Linked DNA regions of Homo sapiens: region 2 is linked to region 1. A link is an interaction called in ENCODE POLR2A ChIA-PET data of the cell type or tissue named here. Cell type or tissue: Caco-2. All regions are shown on one strand. Links, peaks and the distances in the headings refer to the core of each region. The heading gives the core; the rest is flanking DNA. Region 1 overlaps BCL2L1 (BCL2 like 1). Region 2 overlaps HM13 (histocompatibility minor 13).

What was found. Peaks named below come from ENCODE experiments on the same cell type or tissue, not always from the same donor. Only the 100,000 strongest peaks of a DNase experiment are listed, where the experiment ranks them.
Region 2: POLR2A ChIA-PET joins it to region 1 with 10 read pairs; 15 of 35 experiments call an interaction of 5 or more read pairs at or near these places.

Annotation. Positions count from the first base shown.
Region 1 is chr20:31,660,327-31,668,651 of GRCh38, reverse strand. It overlaps BCL2L1 (BCL2 like 1), which reads left to right. Exons shown (of 3, transcript NM_138578.3): 3 at 2,566-4,194. The coding sequence ends at 2,703. Among named protein-coding and RNA genes, the nearest start is that of BCL2L1-AS1, 11 kb to the left of the region's middle. RefSeq lists enhancers at 4,532-4,826, 4,071-4,901, 6,577-7,304 and a silencer at 6,810-6,999. In Caco-2, for the core only: CTCF peaks have their summits at 6,742 and 6,943 (motif pointing left); DNase peaks (open chromatin) are centred at 3,632, 4,251, 4,801, 6,841 and 5 weaker places.
Region 2 is chr20:31,558,264-31,566,588 of GRCh38, reverse strand. It overlaps HM13 (histocompatibility minor 13), which reads right to left. Exons shown (of 13, transcript NM_178581.3): 9 at 6,942-6,978; 10 at 4,853-4,955; 11 at 294-379. Among named protein-coding and RNA genes, the nearest start is that of HM13-AS1, 11 kb to the left of the region's middle. RefSeq lists enhancers at 1-801, 4,805-6,004. In Caco-2, for the core only: CTCF peaks have their summits at 3,594 (motif pointing left), 6,135 and 6,334 (motif pointing left); DNase peaks (open chromatin) are centred at 3,538 and 6,318.

The sequences.
Region 1 (8,325 bases), core at 230-8,229:
GCCTGGGCAACAAGGGTAAAACTCTGTCTCCAAAAAAAAAAAAAAAAAGGCCAGATATGGTGGCTCGTGCCTGTAATCCCAGCACTTTGGGAGGCCGTGGGCGGATCACTTGAGGTCAGGAGTTTGAGACCAGCCTGGCCAATATGGCAAAACCTTATCTCTACTAAAAATATAAAAATTAGCTGGGCATGGTGGCACATGTCTGTAATCCCAGCTACTCAGGAGAATCGCTTGTACCCAGGAAGCAAAGGTTGCTGTGAGCCCAGTTTGTGCCACTGCACTCCAGCCTGGGGGACAGAATAAAACTGTGTCTCAAAAAAAAAAAAAACTGAGAAGAAAAATCAAGGAAGGTAAGGGGACAGGCAGAGAGAGACGGGGGTGGTGTACTGTTTTAGACAAGGCAGTCAGGGAAGGCCTCCCCTAGGAGGTGACATTTGAGGGGAGTCATGGTTGTGAAATGAGGGAGTGAGGCAGGCGACGACCTGGGGTCAGGTGCTCCAGGCAAGCAGGAACAGCAGACTCCTGCGGCAGGAGACGTTGGAGGAACAGCAAGGAGGCCAGTGGGACTGGAGTGAAGTTCAGGGGACAGGGGTGGGGAGGAGGCCAGAAAGTGTTGGAGCCAGATCCCACTAGACCTTGCTGGCCAGAGTAAGGAGTGGGGACTTTATTTCAGGTGTGATGGAAGCCCTGGGAAGGTTGAGAACTTGGAGTGACTGAATGGAGTGTGCTTCTGCAAGGGCTGAGATTCATGGGTCACTGCTCTCTACTGCCTTAATGTTGAGGATTCCTTCAGTCAAATTAGCAGCTCAGTGCACATGGCATTTTGCTAGGTACCAGGGATACAAAAATAAATGATGCTGCCCTTCTAAGTGCAGGAGAATGCTGCTGGAGGGCTTCCAGTGTTCTTAGAAAGCTCTGTGTGGAGCATGGACTGAGGGGGTTGTCAAGACTGGAAGTGGGCCACGGCAGGGGTCACAAGTGAGCAAATTGATAGGTGAGACCTGAGGCCAACTGGAGATGGCATGCCTGTCTTGAGGGAGCAGCCACTCGGCCATTTGGGACTGGTTGGAAATGTAGGCCCAGTGTGGCAGAGGTCTTGGTAGAGAGGCAAGAACCAGCCAGTAACTCATTCATTTTACACACACACACACACACACACACACACACGGTACTATGGTACTTCCTTTTTTTTTTTTGAACGGAGTCTCTGTCACCCAGACTGGAGTGCTGTGGTGCGATTTCTGCTCACTGCAACCTCCGTCTCCCGGGTTCAAACAATTCTCGTGCCTCAGCCTCCTGAGTAACTGGGATTACAGGTGCGTGCCACCACACCCGGCTAATTTTTGTATTTTTAGTAGAGACAGGGTTTCACCATGTTGGCCAGGCTGGTCTCGAACTCCTGACCTCAGGCAATCCACCCACCTCAGCCTCCCAAAGTGCTGGGATTATAGGCATGAGCCACCGCACCCAGCCTGGAACTTACTTCTTTCTTACATATTTCTAGGTGCCAGATGCCAGTTTTAGATTCTGGCTCCACCACTGACACAGCTGGGTGACCTTGATCCAGTCCCTGGACCCTCAGAGGCACAGCTTCTTGGCCTGTAAATGGGGAGAGACAGCCTGCATTGCAGAATTGTTGGGAGGATTAAAGGACAAATTGGGTACTACGCTTACTCATAAAAGTTATGTTCTAAGCGTCCTTCTCCCTGCCCCACAGGCTGCTGCACCCTGGGCTGGGTAATTTAGCCCACAGCTCCTCCTTCCCCCTGTCATGTGCTTCCCTTCTGACTTAGATTCAGGGCAGAGGGCTGTTGATCACAACCTCCTGGGCCCAGAGTCACACCCCCTGCAGTGGAGGATGTCCGGGACAAGGCCTCACAGACCCCGTGATGGAGGCCTGTCAGTCCTGCATCATTGTTACCCTCTCTCCTCTGCCCTGCTCTTCTTGTCACCAACCTGCCCACCAGAGGCTCCCTCCAGAGGGAGGAGCCTCTGGCTGAAGTCCCAGGACCCATTCTACCCCTGAATTGGCCTCAAATGACCCTGGGGATTTAGCCCTGGGCTTCCTTATCCCTCCCTCTGGTGCAGCAGTAGAAAATCTGAGGCCTAGTGGCTCCACACTCCACACTACCCTCAGACTCAACTCTAGGCTCCTTGCGGCTTCCAGGCCACGTATGGTCTGGCTCTTGCTCACCCCTGCACCATCATCTCCCCCATGCCCTCCTCTCCTGCACTCTGCTCCAGCCACCTGGCTTCCATCAGTTCCCTGACCCTGCCCATCTCGTTCCCACCTTGGATTCTGGAGTAAGTGCTACTTCTTGACTTACCTCAGACAGGGCACTTTCCTCCTCTCTACCTGTTTCTCAGCAGTAACATGGTTTGATTATCACCAATGGAGGGTCAAGAAAGAGGACCACCCTTAGCCCTTTACCTGGCCCAGAGTGGGCACAGATGGCTACAGTTTTTCACATCACCAAGGCCATAGCATGCAGATGGCCCCTTTCCCCACCCACCTACATCACTCTCTGAGGACTAAAACTGCACCTTCCTTCTCTCTCCCTGCAGGATACTTTTGTGGAACTCTATGGGAACAATGCAGCAGCCGAGAGCCGAAAGGGCCAGGAACGCTTCAACCGCTGGTTCCTGACGGGCATGACTGTGGCCGGCGTGGTTCTGCTGGGCTCACTCTTCAGTCGGAAATGACCAGACACTGACCATCCACTCTACCCTCCCACCCCCTTCTCTGCTCCACCACATCCTCCGTCCAGCCGCCATTGCCACCAGGAGAACCACTACATGCAGCCCATGCCCACCTGCCCATCACAGGGTTGGGCCCAGATCTGGTCCCTTGCAGCTAGTTTTCTAGAATTTATCACACTTCTGTGAGACCCCCACACCTCAGTTCCCTTGGCCTCAGAATTCACAAAATTTCCACAAAATCTGTCCAAAGGAGGCTGGCAGGTATGGAAGGGTTTGTGGCTGGGGGCAGGAGGGCCCTACCTGATTGGTGCAACCCTTACCCCTTAGCCTCCCTGAAAATGTTTTTCTGCCAGGGAGCTTGAAAGTTTTCAGAACCTCTTCCCCAGAAAGGAGACTAGATTGCCTTTGTTTTGATGTTTGTGGCCTCAGAATTGATCATTTTCCCCCCACTCTCCCCACACTAACCTGGGTTCCCTTTCCTTCCATCCCTACCCCCTAAGAGCCATTTAGGGGCCACTTTTGACTAGGGATTCAGGCTGCTTGGGATAAAGATGCAAGGACCAGGACTCCCTCCTCACCTCTGGACTGGCTAGAGTCCTCACTCCCAGTCCAAATGTCCTCCAGAAGCCTCTGGCTAGAGGCCAGCCCCACCCAGGAGGGAGGGGGCTATAGCTACAGGAAGCACCCCATGCCAAAGCTAGGGTGGCCCTTGCAGTTCAGCACCACCCTAGTCCCTTCCCCTCCCTGGCTCCCATGACCATACTGAGGGACCAACTGGGCCCAAGACAGATGCCCCAGAGCTGTTTATGGCCTCAGCTGCCTCACTTCCTACAAGAGCAGCCTGTGGCATCTTTGCCTTGGGCTGCTCCTCATGGTGGGTTCAGGGGACTCAGCCCTGAGGTGAAAGGGAGCTATCAGGAACAGCTATGGGAGCCCCAGGGTCTTCCCTACCTCAGGCAGGAAGGGCAGGAAGGAGAGCCTGCTGCATGGGGTGGGGTAGGGCTGACTAGAAGGGCCAGTCCTGCCTGGCCAGGCAGATCTGTGCCCCATGCCTGTCCAGCCTGGGCAGCCAGGCTGCCAAGGCCAGAGTGGCCTGGCCAGGAGCTCTTCAGGCCTCCCTCTCTCTTCTGCTCCACCCTTGGCCTGTCTCATCCCCAGGGGTCCCAGCCACCCCGGGCTCTCTGCTGTACATATTTGAGACTAGTTTTTATTCCTTGTGAAGATGATATACTATTTTTGTTAAGCGTGTCTGTATTTATGTGTGAGGAGCTGCTGGCTTGCAGTGCGCGTGCACGTGGAGAGCTGGTGCCCGGAGATTGGACGGCCTGATGCTCCCTCCCCTGCCCTGGTCCAGGGAAGCTGGCCGAGGGTCCTGGCTCCTGAGGGGCATCTGCCCCTCCCCCAACCCCCACCCCACACTTGTTCCAGCTCTTTGAAATAGTCTGTGTGAAGGTGAAAGTGCAGTTCAGTAATAAACTGTGTTTACTCAGTGAACAAAGAGCCTGGGCTCTTGTGTGCTCCGGGATGGGGAAAGGAGGGGCCGCTGGAGAGCTGGGTACTGGTCCTGGCTCTGCTGCCCTCAGGGGAGGGCCTTGGACAAGTCCTTCCTTCCTTCTGGGCCTGAATTTATCCACCTGTACGGTGACAGGGTTTTACTGGGTACATGCTGTGTGCTGGGCACTGGGGCTGCATGTGAACAGGACAGACACAGTCTCTGCCCTCAGGAGCTGACATTCTAGTGGGAGACACAGCCACTTGGCAAGTGTTTACTGAGCTCTGCTCTACACAGACATAGTCCTGGGCACTGGGGACTTCTTCAAACAAAACCTTTGCCTTTACAAGCATTCATTCTAGTGGAAGAGACAGACATAAGCACGGCTCTAGCTGCTGTAGGGTGTGGGGGAAAGGTGTGATGCCTTTCCTCACCCATCAGAAGGTTCTGTGACTGACATTCCTATAACAAAAGAAAAACAAAGTGGCAGTTCACACCCTGTAATCTCAATACTTTGCGGGTGGGGGATGGGTTGCTTAAGGTCAGGAGTTCAAGATCAGCCTGGGCAACAAAGTGAGACCCTGTCTCTACAAAAAAATTTTTAAATTAGCCAACCCAGCAAGGCCAGTCCAGATTCTTCTTGGCCTCTGTGTAGCATTCCTTCCTCTCCTGTACAGGAGACAAGACATAGGTCAGAGTATTTATTTGTTTTTTAAGAGGGTCTTGCCCCGTCACCCAGGCTGGAATGCAGTAGTGTGATAGATAACTGCAGCTTCAAATTCCTGGGCTCAAGTGATCCTCCTGCCTCAGTCTCTTGAGCAGCTGAAATTACATGTGAGTGCCACCAAGCCTGGCTAATTTTCAAATTTTTTTTTGTAGAGATGGGGATCTTGTTATGTTGCCCAGGCTGGTCTCGAACACCTAGCCTCCAGTGATCCCCATGCCCAGCCGAGAATTTGTGGCCAGCTTCTACACAGTAGAGCAGAGGAAGGTTACAGTAATATTTCTGTGTTTTAGCGGATCACGAGGTCAGGAGATCAAGACCATCCTGGCAAACACAGTGAAACCCCGTCTCTACTAAAAATACAAAAAAAAATTAGCCGGGCGTGGTGGTGGGCGCCTGTAGTCCCAGCTACTCGGGAGGCTGAGGCAGGAGAATGGCGTGAACCCGGGAGGCGGAGCTTGCAGTGAGCCGAAATCGCGCCACTGCACTCCAGCCTGGGCGACAGAGCAAGACTCCGTCTCAAAAAAAAAAAATATATATATATATATGTGTGTGTGTGTATATATATATATATGTGTGTGTGTGTGTGTGTGTGTGTATGTGTGTGTATATATATGTGTATATATATGTGTATATATATGTATATATGTGTATATATATGTATATATATGTGTGTGTGTATATATATATATATATTTCTGTGTTTTATGAGTTGCTTTGGGGAGAGGAGTTCTAGTTTCTATGACCCACCTTGGGGAAGAGGAATGAATGCTAGTTTCTGTTACTTGCTTCAGGGGAGAAAGAGAAATGGGAGACAGCAAGGCAGGAGAAAGTCAGAGATCTTGTTTCTGAGGCCTTTCAGCCTCCTTTAGTTCAAAGTATTCGGTATGCCAAAGTGCCATACTTTGGGGTATTGTTTTCTAAGCCCCAGTAAGGGCAAAGGAGGAAAAAGCAACGACCATGAGGAAGCGGTTTGGTCTTCTACCAAGACATGAAGGACTTAGTAGAGAAGGAGGTAAGAAGGGGTCAGACTTCAGATTTTTAAGGCACATCCCACAGGATTTCAGATGGAGTAGAGATAGCTTCAGAGAGACTCAAGGATGACAGATTTTTAGAATAGTGATGCCATTATAGATACAAAAATGAAGTGCATGTTTGAAGCCAGTGCAACCCAAGAGACTCATAGTAAGTGCGATCTGAGCTCGTCTGGGAATCAGGAGTCAGGGAGGGCTCCCTGGAGGAATTGACATGAGAGCCAGGGCCTGAAGAGTGCATCACGGTTAACTTAAAATTAAGTGGGGAGGCAGGAGAGTGGGCCTGGGGAAGAAGCAGTAAATGCACCAGATGAGCAGGCATTGTCTTCAGGCTGAAAAGCTGGTGTGTCCAGAGCTAAGAGAGAGGGCGCTGCTGGGTTTAAGATGATGACAGAGGGTGGGGTGAGAGGACTGAACTTGATCCTGAGGGCAGTGACAGCCAGAGAAAGGTGGTAAGTTAGGGAGTGATACAGCCCGAGAGCCCCCAAAACTCTGGCTGATGGGTGGAGAAGGTTCCGGAGGGGAAGCAGAGTGGAAACAAGGAGATCAGTGAGGAAGCCATGGTTTCATGAATGCTCCGGTTTTGAGGATGGACAGCCAGATTTGTGTCCCGGGTCGTCATTTCTCGAGCCGTGGCTTCCAGTGAGTGAGTTACCTACTCTCTCTGTGCCCCAGCTTTCCCCTCTACAAAATGGGTGTGATGGGCAATTGAATGAGATAACCTAGAAGCAGTGGAGGAGGACTGGATGTTGAGGGTGACCGCGGGGATGGACTCGGCATTCCCCCGGGCTCTCCAGGAGAAGAGAGGAGGTGCTGCACTCTCGGAGTCCCGCGTGGCCGCGTCCAGCGGTCCAGGAGGGGTCTGGGAAAAGCGGTCAGGAGCTCCAGCTGGAGGGCAGGCCTGGAGGTGGGACATGCCCCAGGCGCCCCGCCCCGCCCCGCCCCGCCCGCTTTTCGGAGTGGGCTTCACTGCCCCCTGGTGGCCACAGGATGCGACCTGAGAGCCAGCCCCAGCTCAAGCTGCTCCCGCTCAGTGCACACGACCTCTCTCGCCGGGGGGCCACTTTCCCCAATGTCCTCCATCCTCTACCCTACTCACCAGAAAAACAGCTACACTTCCAACCCTTAGGTACTGGATTCAGAGCTTGTATGGGCTCTCTGGAGCTTAGAATCGCCATCTTGTTTGGTTCAAGACCAAAGCCTCCAGCCTCCCACTCACGCCTTCCCCCACGATGTGTCCTCAGCTCCTGCCCCTAGCCATAGCCGTTCAAGTCCCTTCCTCACATTCTCCATGTGCTTCCAGAAATGTCTTCACTCGCTCTTTTATTTATTTATTTATTTATTTTTTATTTTTTGAGAGAGGGTCTCACTCTGTTGCCCAGGCTGGAGTGCAGTGGCCTGATCATAGCTCACTGCAGCCTCGACTTCCTGGGCTCAGGTGATCCTCCCACCTCAGCCTCCCACTGTGACTACAGGAGCACGCCACCATACCCGGCTAATTTTTTTGTATTTTTGCAGAGACAGGGTTTTGCCATGTTGCCCAGGCTGGTCTCGAACTCCTGGTCTCAAGCCATCACTTGGCCCCGGCCTCCCAAAGTGCTGGGATTACAGGCGTGAGCCACTGTGCCCAGCCCAGAAACATTTTTTCACATATTGGCACAGATATATATTTTGATCCTCCACTAATTTTTTACACAAATAGTAACATACTAAACACACTTTCCCTTGCTTTTTCCACCTGCATACTGTATCTTGTAGAGGTTTTTTTTTTTCTTTGAGACAGAGTCTCCTTCTGTCGCCCAAGCCGAAAGTGCAGTGGCATGATCTCGGCTCACTGCAACCTCCACCTTCCCGGTTCGAGAATTGCAATCTCCACCTTCTGGGTACAAGCAATTCTCCTATCTCAGCCTCCCAAGTAGCTGTGACTACAGGCGCACAACACCACGCCCAGCTAATTTTTGTGTTTACCCGACCTCAGGTGATCCATCCACCTTGGCCTCCCAAAGTGCTGGGATTACAGGCTTGAGCCACCTAGCCCAGCCTTGTAGAAGTTTCCATATTCACACATGAATCCCCATGTACTCACCAGGCAGTTTCAACAATTACCAACTGATGTCAACTTTATTCTTTTTTTCTAGCTGTGTGGTATTCCACAAGTTTTTAACCAGACCGCTCAGTGATTCCCAACTTTATATATTGCCATGGAACATGCTTGGAATTGCACAAAGGGAAAGCTGGAGGGGGTTTGGGACTCTCTATGTGGTTCTTGGTGAAAAACTCATTCAATTTCCATATATTACATATTTATGATGAAAGAAATGAAATATATTTCATAGAGAAAATATGAAGTTTTATCTTTGATTAAAACATCTAAA
Region 2 (8,325 bases), core at 316-8,315, 100 kb after region 1:
AGTAGGCAGAGAAAAATCCACAACAGCTATTCTTAAGATCCAGCTAACATTTGGATGGGGGATGCCTAGAGGGCTCTGATGCCTTGCGCTCCCCTGGCTCCTGGCCCAGGGTAAGGTTCCCACTGGTGTCCACAGGCCAGGTACCCATGTACTGCTGAAAAAGGCAAGGGGTGGGGCTGGTGGCAGGAACAATGTTCCCCTGGAGAGGTGTAAAGATACCCCCAGCAGGTTCCACTGACTGCCAGCAGGCACACTGGTGCCCATGAGGACATCTGCCCCCCACTCTGCCTTACCTGAACATCTCTGTCACTTCTCCCTTGGCCAGCGCCACCAGGACAGGAAAACCGATGCAGGCGGGGACCAGGTATAGGAGGGCAGGCTATGAGAGGACACAGGCTGGTGAAGCCATGCTGGGCACGGCACTGCCTCAGGGCCGTGCCCAGCACCCCAAACCCCTTCTGGGCTGGACTGAAGGACAGTGACTGGTCCAGGACCATAGCAAGTCAGTGGCTGGGCCTGAACCCAGGGCTCCTAACTCCCAGACAAGGGTTGCTCCTCCCGAGAGGGAATGCAAGAAAACTAAGAAACTCAAGTAGGCAGGGCTTCAAGGGTTCCCAGGGGTTTGGCTGGCAGCATCTGAATCACCTAGGTCACCAGGTTCAAAAAGCAACTTCCTGGTTTGGTCCTACTCCCAGAGACTCTGCTTCCTGAGGTCTGGGGCTCACACCTGCATTTTAGCAAATGCTCCAGGAGATGCTATTATAGTGATGATGACACCACAGCTGCTATGTAATAACTACTTGTTGCAGCCTGTATTAAGGTGACCTAGCTGGTCACTGGCTCCCCCAGGATTCACACCCAAGCAATTTGGCATGTCTGTGCTGAGACTCCTGGTAAAGCTGGGTTTGGAGAAAAGGACGGTTATACTAAGACCCTGTTCATGAACATCTACTGTGCAGGCACTGAGCTTAGCCTTCCCAGGAAGTCAGCCCACTGCCACATCCCATGATGGTTATCCTTTTGCAGAGGAGGAAGACCAATGCTTCACAAGGAGAGGGAAAATAGCCCAGGACTCAGAGACCCAAATCTTTTTTTTTTTTTTTTTTTGAGACAGAGTCTCTGACTCTTGTTGCCCAGGCTGGAGTGCAATGGTGCAATCTTGGCTCACTGCAACCTCCGCCTCCAGGGTTCAAGCGATTCTCCTGCCTCAGCCTCCTGAGTAGCTGGGACTACAGGTGCCTGCCACCACGCCTGGCTAATTTTTGTATTTTTACTAGAGATGGGGTTTCACCACGTTCGCCATGGTGGTCTCGAACTCCTGACCTCAGGTGATCCACCTGCCTCGGCCTCCCAAATTGCTGGGATTATAGGCCTGAGGCACCACGCCCAGCCCAAAGAGTTTCTTTCTTTTTTTTTTTTTTTTGAGATGGAGTCTGGCTCTGTCACCCAGGCTGGAGTGCAGTGGTGTGATCTTGGCTCACTGCAAGCTCTGCCTCCCAGGTTCACACCATTCTTCTGCCTTAGCCTCCGGAGTAGCTGGGACTACAGGTGCCTGCCACCATGCCCGGCTAATTTTTTTGTATTTTTAGTAGAGACAGGGTTTCACCGTGTTGGCCAGGATGGTCTCGATCTCTTGACCTTGTGATCTGCCTGCCTTGGCCTCCCAAAGTGCTGGGATTACAAGCGTGAGACACCGCGCCTGGCCGAGTTTCTTTTCTTTTCTTTTTTTTTTTTTTTGTGATTTTGAGATAGAGTCTTGCTCTGTCTCCCAGACTGGAGTGCAATGGTGCGATCTTGGCTCATTGCAACCTCCGCCTCCTGAGTAACTGGGATTACAGGCATGCGCCACCATGCCCGGCTAATATTTGTATTTTTCAGTAGAGATGCGGTTTCACCATGTTGGCCAGGCTGGTGCACTTGAGTTCTTTCACATGGAGTCAGGTCCCTTGCTACGTGCTCTGTAAGTCCCTCTAATTTCCCTCACAGCATTCCTCAGCAATTTTTTTTTTTTTGAGACAGGGTCTCACTTTGTCTCCCAGACGGAAGTGCAGTGATATGAACATGGCTCACTGTAGCCTTGACCTCCTGGGCTCAAGTGATCCTCTCGCCTCAGTCCTACAAGTTGCTGGGCCTACAGGTGTGCGCCTCCATGCCTGGCTAATTTTTGTATTTTTTGTAGAGACTGGTTGTCACCATTTTCCCCAGGCTGGTCTTGAACTCCTGAGCTCAAGTGATCCACCTGCTTTTGCCTCCCAACGTGCTGGGATTATGGGTGTGAGCCATCGTGCCTGGCCTCCCCAGCAATTTGTAATGGAACATCCCCATAGGTGGTGAGTTCAGTGAGGGCGGGCCCACAGCTGTCTTGCTCACCGTAGTGTGCCCTGCATACTGAAGAGGGCCTGGTAAATACTCAGTGAATGGCTCCTTCATGGTGCGTCTTCATGGGTGCTCATGAAGTGAAGAGATTGTCCTGGAGAGGGTGAGGAAACTTCATTCTTTTTTTTTTTTTTTCTGAGACAGAGTTTCCTTCTTGTTGCCCAGGCTGGAGTGCAGTGGTGCGATCTCGGCTCACTGCAACCTCCGCCTCTCAGTTCAAGCGATTCTCCTGCCTCAGCCTCCCAAGTAGCTGGGATTACAGGCATTCTCCACCAAGCCCGGCTAATTTTGTGTTTTTAGTAGAGATGGGGTTTCTCCATGTAGGTCAGGCTGGTCTCAAACTCCCGACCTCAGGTGATCCACCCACCTTGGCCTCCCAAAGTGCTGGGATTACAGGTGTGAGCCACCACGCCTGGCCGGAGACTTCATTCTTAACGTAAAGCCAGCCCTTGGCCAGAGAACAAAGAAGTCTTTCCCGCATGCCCTTGATCCTAACATTCAGACTTATTTCTTGCCATCTGTCATAGGTGGGCTGTGATCAATACTGCTTTATGTATATTAAATTATTGAATCTAACAATCCCTAAGTAGGATGGGTGTGGTGGCTCACGCTTGTAATCCCAGCACTTTGGGAGGCTGAGGTGGGCAGGTCAGTTGAGGTCAGGAGTTTGAAACCAGACTGGCCAACATGGTGATACCCTGTCTCTACTAAAAATATAAAAATCAGCTGGGTGTGGTGGTGCACGCCTGTAATCCCAGCTACTTGGGAGGCTGAGGCAGGAGAATTGCTTGAGCCCAGGAGGCGGAGCTCCAATGAGCTGAGATCACACCACTGCACAAAGGCAGAGGTGACCCTTACCTAGACCAATGCTAGCACTGGGACTACCTGTGTGTTGGAGAGCAGGGGACCCCATGGGACAGGGTCCCCTCATGTCCTGGATCCCCTTTCCAAGGATTTTCAGAGAGGTACCCACTTGGATGACTGGGGAGAAGGGCTGGGCTGCTGCTGGGGAGTAACACAGGCCTTGGGGCAGGGTTCAGGAGTTCATTAGTCTGGAGTCCAGATCGCCACCCAGGGCCCAGCCTGATGTAGTGTTCGCGTTCTCTCAGCGCTGCAGTTTTCCGATAAAGGAGAGGACTCCTGTGTGCCAGAGCTCTGAATGGGAGCCTCTTCTCAGTCCAGCCAGGCAGAGGGTGAGGCTGCCACCTTATGGCCACTGGGGGAATTGGCTCTGGGCTTGGACTCCAATAAGGGGCCGGGAGCTGCAGAGACCTCCAAAAGGTCTCTTAACTAGTCCTCCAAACCAGGTCCAGTCACTCTCTGTGACCCTTGCCATACGCATGTTACTCTCACCTTACACGCCATTGAAGCCCTTGAGCAGAAGTGAGAGGCAGTTCCACAATGGTTGTTCTTGGTTTTTCTAATTATGGGCTAGGGGCCTTTTGACCTTCTATAAAGTAATACTGTACTAGGACTAAATGAGTTATTAGCAAAAGAGTTTAGCACAGTGCCTGGCACAGAGTGATTAAAAAAACCCCAGCTTTTGTGATTAATTCAAAGATGGCTCGTCTGTATTTGGGCCCTGGGGAAGGGGAAAGGGGACAGAAGCAGCAAGCCCAGAGTTCCATGGTTACTGGGTGGTGCTGGGATTCACAACAGGGCTCCCTTAGCCCCTGTTCAATGCTGCGTTTCCCATGGCCAGGGCTTGAGAGCCTGGGTGTGGTTTCCATGCTGACCCAGGTTTGAATCCTGGCTTTACCACATACTTGCAGTGTGTCACCTGAACTCCAGTTTCCCCACCTGTTCACAAGGATCCTCATGAGTGCAGAGCCTGACATGTGGAAGTGCTTAACAAACAGGAGCTCTTATTATTTCCAGTAGAAAGTAGGGCAATCCTGTCTGCTCACTTTCCCCTGAATCTTCCCCTCTCCAGGCCACACTGAGGGCTCCCAGTCTTTGTGCTATGTTGCTTCATTCTGTGGCAGCTCAGTACTCCATCCTCATCTTGGTGGGAGAAGGAGGCAGAGCCTGGTCTACTAGGGAGTAGGGGGAGGGACGCCCCAATACCCAACACCCACTCCAATCCTGTTCTTCTCTGCCTGCTTCCCACTACCAAGGCTGAGAAGCCAAATCCTCTTTCCTGGACTCTCCTGTAGCCAGGGTGGCTTTAGGACCCCAGTCTGGCCCATGAGATGCTGAAAGGGTTCTGGGAAAGTTCCTGCCTTCCTGATGAAGGCAGCAGGCATGGCTGTTACGCTTTTCCCTCCTTCTTGCCTCTAACGTGCCCATGCTGCCTAGAGCAGTGGCAGCCATCTTGCAACCACAAATGGAAGGCCAAGAGAATCACAGACATGACTGCTCCAACACCAGTGGGGAGTGCCTATCTCTGGACTGCTTGCATTTACAAATAAATCCCTCTGTAAGTCCCTCTATTTGCAGTGAGGCATTCCTGACACTCTGATACCGTCCTGCCCACCTGAGCATGCTTGAAGATGTGCATGATGAAGATGGTAAGGCCCAGGCCGAAGATGTAGGCTGCAAAGCTGGTGTAGAAGTAGGTGTGGGTATTCTTCTTCAAGCTGCAGGGAAGGTGTGAAGAAAGAGGAGGAGGGTTAGATATAGGGACTGAACTAGTAATACCCCTTCTGAGGGAGCTGGGGAAGACCCTAGAGGTTGTGGGGGGGTGACTGAGCTCTGGGCTGGGAGTCTGGAGGTGGGTGTGCACGCTGATACTGCCCCCAGCTATGTGTCTCTGGACAAGTTGCTTTCCTTCTCTTAGCCTCAGTTTACTCATCTGCAAAATGGGAAAATGAGCTCATCTCCTTGGTAGTTATGAATATCAAATGCTGCAACTTATAACAGTGGCTGTAAGACTTTAGTCAGCATAAAAATCATCTGGAAAGCTTGTGAAAAAATGCAGGATTCTAGGTCCCACCCCCAGGGAGTCTGATCTAATAGCTCTAGAGCAGGGCCCAGGAATCTGCATTTTGAAAAAAACATCTGAGGTGAATCTCATACCGTTGGATCATGCTTTGAGAAACACAGATACAGAAACTGCAAAGATAAGTTACTACTTTTAAGTGCAGTGGACGTAATAGTTCAATAGCCTATTTGTGGTACTAACTAGATGCTGGCTGCATGAATAAATGCCAGTGGCTTCCTGGAGGTGATTCATCCAAGATCAGCTTCAGAACAGATGAATCATATACAGCCCGGCATTGCCATTACGTGACTTCCCTCTCCAATGCCAGCTCCGTAACCTCTGCATGTCCCCAGCACCTGGGATGTGCCCAGCCAGTACTATGGACTCAATTAACATTTGTGGAATGAATGAGTGCTTCTGACCCCCTTCTCTCCTTGTCCTGGGTGCTTCTAAGCCTTCGGCTGCAAGTACCTTGAGAACTCACCTATCTTGAGAACTGGGATACAAGTGACTCCCTTTGGGAATGTTGCACTGATTCTGGAAATCAGCTGAGGAGCTGCTTATGCTGTGAGCCCAGGCTAAAAAATGAGACTCTGTCTCTGAGGGTGCTGGCAGTTGAATCTGTCTCCAGCAAATAGCCTGGGGGCTTCTTATGGGTTTCACTTTGTATTACCTCTGAACAGCCAGGAGTAGAGACGGCTGGCACAGACATCCCTCTACTTACAGACTGGCCAGGTCTCTTCCAAAGGTGACTGTGAGCCCATATGCTCCTAAGGTTTGAAGTGGCACTACACAAATAACCCAGGTGTATGTGAGTGGGAAAAACCTAAGTTTCACATGGAAACTGGATTTCAATGATGCTGGTAGTAAGTTTCTCATTACCACTGTCACTGTTATTACTGCTTTTGCAACTATCAGGCATGAGGAAATCAAGAGAAGTTCACAAACCACCTCAAAGTTAAGTGCAACATTGCCAGCCCTCACAGGGATGACGGGGCATAAAATGATGGAGCTGTTGCTGGCGCCCCCTGCTGACGGCAAGTCCCATTGCATAGGTGCATTAACTTGGATAAGACCTTTCTTGTGTTTTAAACGCTGACCTAAGTTGCCCACCTTCTCCCCCTCGTGCTCACTGTCTACAACAGACTGAAAAATGTCTGAGTAAAGAGAGGGCAGGGAACAGCTAGAGCAGCTGAGACATGGTGACCTGACGCTAGGCTGATAAAAGATGATGATGATGACTGCAACCAGGATTCAACCAAGAGCGACTGAGGTCAGTGTGTGCTCAGCACTCTCTCCAGATTTTCATGGTAGGAACTCTTGTTATTAACTCAAGATGAGAAACCAGAGGCTCAGGAAGGTCAGGCCACTTGTCAAGGTCACACAGTGAGAAAGCACTGTGAGTACCACCAGGCCCTTGTGGGTTTAAATCTCTTGGCCTATGATTCTTAAAACAATTTTTTGACCACAGGCTCTTCAAATACTTAGAACTTCAAGATGCAAAATGCAGATAAAATCAGAATTGCTCTGGCTGCTGTGGGGGTGGAGGGTCTGGTCTCCTGAGGTACCTTCTCTGGGCTCCTGAAGGCCACTGGAGAATCCCTGGAGAAGCCCATGCTGGGGCAGGCCCTCACTCACTCACCTGATGTCAAAGCGCAGCAGCAAGGCAATGAAGATCCCTGTGGGAGAAAGCTGGGGTTAGAGAGTGGCAGGGAAGCAGCAGGGCAGTGAACTAACAGGAGACTGGGTCCTGGTCCCCAACCTGGTGTTCCATCTTGGAGCAATCATTGGAGACCAAGGGTGTGGCCAATACTCTCAAGTGACAGCAGAAAGTCCCATTTCTCTACCTAGAACAATGAGAGGGGCCCAGGATTTTGCTTTGGCCTGGGACTACAATGACCCAGCACCTCACCGCATCATACTATGTCACACCGTGTCTGCCCAAATGCTTATCAAGTGCCTATGTACCAGGCACTATGGGAAATGTAGGAGTAGGCAAAATCGCTGCTCCCACAGAGCTCAGCCAGGGGGACAGGGTAGCCACACTATGACATACCTCAAATAGTCACGGAAATCATTGTGAGATTGTGACTGTTAAAGAGTGCTTCCACTTTGGAAGGCAGAGGTGGGTGGATCACGAGGTCAGGAGTTCCAGACCATCCTGGCCAACATGGCGAAACCTCGTCTCACTAAAAATACAAAAATTAGCCAGACATAGTGGCATGTGCCCGTAGTCCCAGCTACTCGGGAGGCTGAGGCACAAGAATCACTTGAACCCAGGAAGTGGAGGTTGCAGTGAGCCAAGATCGCGCCACTGCATTCCAGCCTGGTGACACAGCGAGACTCTGTCTCAAAAAAACAAAACAAAACAAAACAACAACAAAAAACAAAAGCAAAAATTAGCCAGACGTGGTGGCAGGCACCTGTAGTCCCAGCTACTCGGGAGGCTGAGGCAGGAGAATCGCTTGAACCCAGGAGGCAGAGGTTGCAGTGAGCCGAGATCACGCCACTGCACTCCAGCCTGGACGACAGAGTGAGACTCTGTCTCAAAATACAAAAAACCCCAAAATGAGCTGGGCATGGCAGTGCACGCCTGCAATTCTAGCTATTGGGAGGCTGAGGCAGGAGAATTGTGCTTCCCATGTTGTAAGAAGGTGTAACAGGATGAGACCTAGGCTGGGCAGGGGTGAAGGAGGGGAAAGAAGGAAGGCTTCTTGGAAATGCCACACGCCAGGAGGAGAGAACAGCATGTGCAAAGGTCCTGGAGAAAGAGTGCTCAGGAGATGTGGCAGGGACTGAGGGGTCACTAAGGCAGCTTGCCTACTGGCAGGAGATGAGGAGATAGACCAGCCCTGCAGGGCCCCGAGGACCATGGGGAGGAGTTGGGTCTTTATCCTGAGTGAAGAGACGCACTGGAGGAGTTCTGAGCAGAACAACCTAAACACATTTTGAAAAAGGCCCCTGTGGCAGTGCGTGGCTGGAGGGGGGAGGAGGAGGGGCAAGCAGTGGGCTATTTGAAGGCTCCA